Regions from separate parts of the Mus musculus genome. Here region 2 is linked to region 1. A link is a contact called in ENCODE POLR2A ChIA-PET data. All regions are on one chromosome and are shown on one strand. Each heading gives the region's core, a stretch centred on a gene start or an enhancer-like site at or near the end of the contact. The rest is flanking DNA. Distances are from core to core; before and after follow the strand shown.

Evidence for each region. ChIA-PET counts read pairs that join two places held with the same protein, here RNA polymerase II (POLR2A).
Region 2: POLR2A ChIA-PET joins it to region 1 with 67 read pairs in embryonic stem cell. The contact joins the enhancer-like site here to the promoter of 4930509E16Rik in region 1. POLR2A ChIA-PET finds 5 or more read pairs at or near these places in 5 of 5 experiments (Patski and embryonic stem cell).

The regions. Positions count from the first base shown.
Region 1 is chr9:72,529,485-72,533,805 of GRCm38, reverse strand. It overlaps 4930509E16Rik (RIKEN cDNA 4930509E16 gene), which reads left to right and starts at 1,948. Exons shown (of 3, transcript NR_045735.1): 1 at 1,948-1,996. It overlaps Rfx7 (regulatory factor X, 7), which reads right to left and starts at 1,566. Exons shown (of 9, transcript NM_001033536.1): 1 at 826-1,566. The coding sequence starts at 986.
Region 2 is chr9:72,638,045-72,641,988 of GRCm38, reverse strand. No RefSeq gene overlaps it. Among named protein-coding and RNA genes, the nearest start is that of Gm23057, 6.6 kb to the right of the region's middle. RefSeq lists an enhancer at 523-2,895. Within about 2 kb of position 1,873, at least 1 of the 3 ENCODE cell types and tissues checked has a DNase peak (open chromatin) inside an H3K27ac peak, as active enhancers do.

The sequences.
Region 1 (4,321 bases), core at 699-3,198:
GGTTCTGATAGAAGATGGACTTGACTCTGTGTATATATATTAATATTGTTATCAGTCTCTAAGAGTTCAATTAGCATTGAAATATCCCAAATTCCCATACAAGAAAATACAGGACTAGTGTTCCATCTAGACTCTTTTTAATAATTACACAAAATAGCAAGAGCTTTTTTACATTTAAAAAAATTTCACTTTACCTTGTAAATTTCTACGTTAAAATAAAATACTTTGTGCAAAAGAAGCATTTCCTTTACAGTCAATACAAAGAATAAATTCCCTAGAAGGGAAATTAAGTGCGAGAATAAAGGAGGCAAAACCATCCAGAAAAAGCAGCTAATCCAATTGAATGAAAAAGACATGTTAGGTTTTTGTGCTGCATATTAATGCAATGTCTTGTTTGGTCAAAATTCACAATACACTTCTTGCTCCTCCTATGACTACAAAAGGAGTCAACACATTTTTTACATTACAAGTTTCCAATTCATGCCACTATCATGCAATGACTTAATCTTGACCCATATTTCCCTTACTGTATATGGAAAAATGCACAAATAACTTGTTTATCTGCTTACAATTGAGAAGAGGGAAGCATGGTGTGTGTGTGTGTGTGTGTGTGTGTGTGTGTGTGTGTGTGTGTGTGTCTAAGGAGACCAGGGGTGGGTGCAACCTTCCCCCGTCCAGAGGTGGCACAGCCATGCACCCGGCTCTGGAAACCCACCTTCAATGAATGCATTAGCCTCCCCTTCGGATGCCGCCGCCGCCCCCCATCCCCTTTGCAGCAGCAATGTGCCTAGGCTGTTCTACCCCAGCGATGGAGGATCCTCTTACCAGATGGAGTTCTTGATCTTGTGTTGCAGAGCGTTGGCCTCTGTCCCTGGCAGCCCGGGCACAAGGGCTGGCAGAGCCACCCCGGGGTTGGGGGCGCTGAGGGGAAGCTGCTGAGGGGCATCGAGCTGCTGTGGTGGCGGCTGTTGTTGTTCCTCTGCCATCGCTGCTGGAGGGGAGGGAGGGAAGATGGGGGCGCGGGGAAGGGTGAGGGAAGAGACGCGGAGGGGAGGACGACGAGGGGAGGAGGAGGGGGAGGGGAGGAAGAGGAGGAGGAGGGGGAGGAAGAGGAGGAAGGAAGGAAGCTGGATAAGCTAGGCCTATACCCCAGGGCTCGAGTGAGTCGCTTTCTCCGGCCGCCTGAGGGACATCCCCGGGGAGACCGCGCGGCTCCTCGCGGCTCTCGTCACGGTTCCTCTCCCGGTTCTCCTCGCGGTTCTCGTCACGGTTCCTCTCCCGGTTCTCCTTACGGCCCCGCGCGTCACCGCGGCAGAGGCATGGCGGCGCCCCTCAGCCCCCCGTCAGCGGCCGGGGCTGGGGGGCGTCTGAAGAACGAGGTCCGTGGTCGGGCGCCCCCTCGGCCCCAAAATCCAACCCGACGGGTCTCTCGGGGGGCCTGCCTCCCCGGCCGCCCTCCCCCGGGGGCCTGGCGCCTCCGAGCTCCCCCACGCCGCTCGCTCCCTCGCTCGCTCCCGGCCCCGCCGCCGCCGCGGCCACTGCTGCCCTGCCAGCCCGGAGCAGCCCAGCGCGCGCAGCCGCACTGCGGCCCGGCGCAGACGGCACAACACCTACCGCGCGGCCGGGGGGCGTGGACGCGCGTGTGCGGGCGCGGCGCGGGGGCCGCAGGGGGGCGCGGAGCGCGCGGGGCGGAGCGGAGCGGCTACGGGCCGCGGGCCCAGGAAGCCGCGGCGGGGGCCCCGAGGGAGCGGTCGGGTGGCTGCGGCGGCCGAGGGGGTTGGGGGGGCGTGTTGGGGGCGGGGAGCGGGCTCGCGTGACGGCGGCAGGGAGTGGACCTGTGCCACCGTGCGGCGTGGAAGGGAGAATTGATCGCTTCCTAGTGTGTAAGGTGAAACGAATCTACACGCCCTCCCGCCCCCACTACACGCTCGCGAGCGTTTCCCCTCTACTAGTCAGGACTGCTTCCTCTCTCAGCCACCGGACTGAGCTGGAGCAGGTGAGAGCTTTTCGACGAGCTAGCGCAGCGAGCCTACTCGGTCTGGTCGGAAAATGGCAAGTGGCAAGCTGGTGGAAGTGCTCCTCGGTCGGGCATTCAAAGCCCTCCAAATCTGGCCCCACTTTAGCCGTCCAATCACAGCCGCCTCCATCCCCCCTGCAAGAACTCCCAGCTCCAATCAGTGAAGTCTCCATGCCATCCTCAGCGCGCAGCAGATTCATTCTTCCTTGGTGCCTTTGCCCATGCTGTTCCCCACCCCACCCCCTATGCCAGGAGTGCCCTCCCTGCTCTACACTCCCAATTCAGCCCAGGCTCGGAGACACACAGCTCAAGTCGCGGCTTGTCAGGGTCCCTGGCAGCCAAGGCCCCTCCTGTTTCTCAAAAGGAACACATGTAATACAACATGGAGGCGCGAGCTTCAGCCAAGAGCTCTTCCTTCGCAGCCATCTAAACTCACCCCAGCCAGAGACTGCCCACCATTTCGCCCCCTTCCCATTCATAGACAGCTTTGCTGGCTGAGAGTGAGACTCCCTGCCTCCAACAAATCATTCCTCTTAGAAGAGCAGAAGAATTAGCTTTTCTAGGTGGGGCTGGTCAGGAAGGCTAAGCGCCTGGGTGTAGAAGACAGCAGCCAAAGCCTCTGGCACCAGATGGAACAGCTGCACAGCTCGCACTGACCTTTCTCAGTGCCTGTGGCTGTAATGAGCCTCCCAGCCCGTAACTTCTCTGACAGTGTTTCTATCAGACTTGGCCCTGTCAGATTTTCTGGCCACTTTCCTGGATGGACTTTGAGCTAGGAGGCCCTGCCACCTTTCAGACTTCTAGTGGGTGGTGAATCTGATTGGCTTGGATTGCGTGGTCTTTTGAGTGCTCTGTTCCCTGCCTTGGCCTGAAACTCTCTTGCTTTGTCCATGTGGCCTCAGGCCTGGTTCATACAGACTGGAAGCCCATACTCTGAATGTTTGCACCTGGATGGGTGGAGGCAAGGACACCCTTGCAAAATACAGTTTCCTCCTGAGGATCCAGACTGTGTTCCAGAATGCATATTTATAATTCTGTATTCACGGGGAAGATGATATAAAAAGACAATGGGAAAAGTGGCCCAGACCCCTTTTTCTAATTTTTTTTTTTTAAACCCGAAGAGTGATGGCCTCACATTGCCACATTCGGGGAGGGGGGGGAGGGGGAGAATCAACAAAGAAAGGTAACTAGGACCTGCTAAAGACCTTAAGAAAAGGAAGTTGAGAACCGAGATGTCTTTAAAATAACTTCACTACCGGTGTCACACAGGCTGGCTTCCCGAGTGCAACTTTTCAGTTTTTAATAGGTTCCATAAAGAGCCACGCATCCCACAGTCACCGCTAGAGGGCTCAGCAGAGTTACAGCCCCGATTTGCCCTCTAGCGGCGATTCTGAACAGAGTGCGTTTACGGCGACTTAGGGCCTTGGGGACTGGCAGCATGGCAGTTGGAGCAGACATCTGGAAGCATTAGGTTCAACCAGCCATGAGAGGGTTTTCATATAGCGACAGACTGAAGACATCCTCTTGCCAGAATGAGACACCCTTTCAGGAAAAGAAAGATCATTGCTCACACTTAACATCTGAGAGGTAAATTTGGGCTTTGTTACAGTTTTCATAGGAGACTGAATTTAAATAAACTATGCTTTAAAGAAACTTGAAAAAAAAAAAAGTGGTAAAGTTACCTTAAACCTTGGGTAGGGATTCAGGGCAAACCCAGAGAGTAAAGGCCAACTTAGAATCATGGTGGCTCATTTTCTCAGTTTCAGTTCACCCCCATGGGAGTGAATAGAAAACATTTTAGTGAATATGAATTTTTAAGATAGCATTGGTTATGAGCAGATCCCAGTCACGGAAAGTGTAAACTTCCCCTCGAGGGTGTGTATGACAATGGGGAAAAAAACAGTCTGAGGAATGCCAATTGAGCTGGGAAGGAAAACTCTGGTTTTACAGTCAGAGACAGCATGGAGAGTGATTTGTAACCCACTGCAGTGGTCTAACAAGAGAATTGACAAAGTGGCTGTGGATACCTCTGAAGCAGAGTAATGTGTGGTAGCAGTCCTGGGACGTAATTCATGGCTCGTAGGTGTTTAGTAAATAACATTTAAATTCAGTTATTAACTTTTTTCTAGTATTTTCTTTTAAAGTTTTACTTATTTTATTTTATGTGCATTGGGGTGTTTTGCCTGCATGTATGTCTGTGTGAGGGTGTCAGGTGCCCTGGAACTGGAGTTACAGACAGTTGTAAGCTTCCATGTGGGTTCTGGGAATTGAACCCAGGTCCTCTGGAAGAACAGACACTGCTCT
Region 2 (3,944 bases), core at 624-3,123, 110 kb before region 1:
AATGATTGCTGACTGACCCAGTAGAATGTCATGCATTGTTTAAGGGAGCAGCTGGTCTAACCTAGTACAAAAAAGGAGATCGAAAGTCAGAACTCTCTCTCTCTCTCTTTCCCTCTCTCTCTCTCTCTTTCCCTCTCTCTCTCTCTCGTGTGTGTGTGTGTGTGTGTGTGTGTGTGTGTGTGTGTGTGTGAAGTTCTCTGTGTAGATTTATTATGCGTGCCTGTGTATGTTCCCTAAGGTTGTTTTTTTGTTTTGTTTTTGTTTTTCAGATAGTGTCTCACCATGTTGAACAGGATGGTTTTAAAAGAACCTCATGAGTATCTGGGACTGGGTGTGTGCACCTTGACTCAGCTGTGTGTGTTTAATTAAATTCGGGGCCGGTACACTTGTCTGAATGTGTACACAGGCACCAGGTTTGAAGTTTATGGTTAAAATGACTCAAGGGCAAAGATATTTAACTCTGTTAATATGTCAGTGAAAAAAACAGAACACCCCACAATTCTACAAGTTGTGGAAACTTTCACCCTGCCCCTTTAAGAACATGTCACCACCTCTAGACCTTTCCTTTTGGATTAATTCAGAGTCTATCTTTAGGAACTCCTCAGGCATTCTTTCCCTTTATACCTCAGGCTGAGTGCAGGTGGCAGGCGGCAGAGGGTATGTGACACCACTTAGTTCTGCACTGAGGAGGGAGGCCCTTCTGCCCTCTCTGCTTGCTAGCCTCCACTAAGGTACTTTTCTCTACTGTGGGTACCATTTGCTTTTGGGATTACTATCTTCTGCCCTGGATGCCTCCTGTATTTGCCGTGGCCCCTTGCTTGGGGTATAGCTCTCCCAGACTTACGTCCAACCCTTTGGGATCTACAGGTCTTCAAATGTAGCTGTGGACCCCGACCAAAGGCACGAAACCTACTGTAACCAGTCAAGCAGAGATGGTTGGTATTCTAAAGAAACACTGTGTCCTTCCTTCCCTCTGGTCTGCAGACTATTGAAACAATGGGCCCCAGTAAACGGGAATTTCCCCAAAAGCTCTTGCTGGGAGAAGAGAAAGTCAGAGGGGGAAAAATAAAATCAGGAAAGAGATCCACAATTCGTCAGACTGCGTTGTGGGAGAGGTAAGGAGGAACAGCGGTAGGTGGGACCACAGTCTGCCCCAGACTGCTTGCTTAGCCTGGCCCCTACTTAAAACTGAACCTTCCATCAGGACGGGCTCACTAGAGTTCTTTGTCCTTCTCAATGTGACCACATTGAATAAAAATCTCTTCTTTCTGTTTTCATTATTAACTGGGCTGCTTTTTTTGGCTTACTCAGGACGGTTGTCGAAACATACTTTCTTGAGGCCCAGGCTGGGGCCTCAAATCCAGTAACATTTATCTAGGATATTCTGGCCCCTTGAAGCTCACACGCCCCAACTCCACTTCTCTCTGCTCTCCCACCCTCCTCCAGCCCGGCTGTTTTGTTTGCAACCCTCCTTCGGTGTGGGGTGTTTTTCCAAGTCCCCAGACAGAAAGAATGCCTGAGCTGCCTCTCCTCTAAGATTCCCTTTCACCCAGCTGGAGAATTCCACCCTTCTGGCTTTCTCCCTAGGCTCCTCCCCCCTAACCAGGAAGGTCTTTTATTGCCTTTTTGTGTGTGACAGGAAATTGCAATGACCTCATGGTCGTATGGTTTATATTAAAAACTATACTATACCATGCCTCAGATCGAAATATTTGAGGATATTTCGTAAGTTTGAAACAGAACAAGCGGGCCCTTCTTATCAACCAGTAGGCCCTGAGCCTGTTTGCGCAACGTGTTATTCTTGCCCTCACCCCATCCCCCTCTCAGCTCCGGAGCTAGCCGCTTGCAGGTCACATGATCTGTAAACCCTAGCTAGGTCCATCCCCTCGAGACAGCAGTGCGAGCCGGGCCTGGAGAAGTCTGGGTATTTTCTGGGCTAGCTGTGGAAAGTGCTGGCCACTGCCGCGTTCCACCGCGGCTCCAGCTTCCTCCTAGGATCATCTCCCAGCCTCTCTGGTCTTGCTGTAATCGGTTTCTGAGAGATCTTCAGCGTCCAGTCTGCTTTCTCACTGCCTCTGTTTCTTGTGCATCTAATTATCTGTTCAGTATTGCACACGCGCGCGCGCGCGCACACACACACACACACACCCCCGTAAGGGTTTTTGTTGTTGTTGTTGTTGCCATTTTGAGACAATCTGCTGGATCCCAGGTTAGCCTCAAATTCACTTAGGAGCAGAGGGTGTCTGAGTTGCTGATTTACTTTAGCTCCTGAGTGCTGAGGTCACGTGTGCATCACCATGTCTGGTTTATAGGGAGCTGGGGCTTTGTGTATACCAGGCAAACACTCTAACAGCTAAGCTCCTCCCCCTCCCCCTCCTCTTTCTTTTCTTTCTTTGTTCTTTTTTAAGACAGAATTTCTCAGTGTAGGCCTGGCTATCCTGGAACTTGCTCTGTAGACAGACCAGGCTGGCCTCAAATTCAGAGATCCATCTGCCTCTGCCACCCGAGTGCTGGGATTAAAGGTGTGCGCCACCACTGCCTGGCTCACTGAGGGTTCTTGAAGTGTTTTCTTGATTAGAATATAATGGAGAGATCAGGCTTTGAAGACCTTCTGAAATGATGTTCAAGAGAAAACGAGTAATTCTTTGCGTCCCAGCTATAAAAGCCCCAGAACTTTTGAAAGCAGTGATGTTTAAACTAGAGTAAAAGTCATGAGCAAGAAATACAAAAATAAAAAGCACATCAACATATTTCAAAACCTCTCGCTACCAAAGCCCCAAAGGTACTGTGTCCGTCATATTGCCTTACGGGCAGCCATTTGCTGGTCTGTCTGCTCCTGTGCAGAGTTCTCAGCTGTTACAGTCTTGTGACTATTTTGGTCCTGTGCAGCTACATCAGATTCCAAGTAACCAGTTTTTAAGCCCTGTCTTAACTGGATATTTCATATGGGAACAGAATACATTTGATGCTTAAGTAATGGACTCTTAATAAAACTTACAGGCTGATGTTTTAGAGTTAACTTTATAACAGTATTTGAATATCCTCATTTTATGTAACCTATATCCTTTCATTTACAGCAAGTGAATTTACATTATTGCTCTATTAGAATTATAATAATTATTATAATTATTTTGGTCTTTTGAGACAGGTTCTTACTACATAGCCAAGCCTAGCCCAGCTTTGTGATCCCCAAAACGCAGTCTTCTGAGTGTCCAGAGTATAGGCAGATGGTGCCATGTCTCGTTCTCTCTCTCTCTCTCTCTCTCTCTCACTCACTCTCTCCATGTAGCCCTAGCTGTCTTGGAACTCACTGTATGAACAGGCTGGAGAGTGCTGGGATTAAAAGCACCATCTGGCTTTTTTTTGTTTTGTTTTGTTTTAGAATTATTTATGGTTATATGTAAGTACACTGCAGCTGTCTTCAGACACACCAGAAGAAGGCATCAGATCCCATTACAGATGGTTGTAAGCCACCATGTGGTTGCTGGGATTTGAACTCAGGACCTTCAGAAGAGCAGTCAGCGCTCTTAACCACTGAGCCATCTCTCCAGCCCCTCTTTTGTATTTTTAAGCATCTCAAATTAATAGTATGAGTAACTTTTATAGTGGAAAAATGTAGGAAAAGTAAGTTTGGGTTTACATTTTCTCTTACTTTACCATTTTATACATATTTATTGGAACACATACAGGCTGCCTCTAAAATGTCTCTGCACCGTCTCCACTGCCTTTCTACTTCAGTCATTGCATGTTACCCTGTACTAAAGTGGTCCAATGTTTTCTCTCTTCTCTCGGCTCCCAGGCCGTGCATCTTCCTTTGGAGCAGCTACTATAACAGTCCCCTAGATCTTAGCACATCTGACTTCATGATGGAAGTACCATTCATCCATAAAACTCAGCATGCAGACACCACCACCCACTGAAATGAAAACAAAGACCTAATCCTT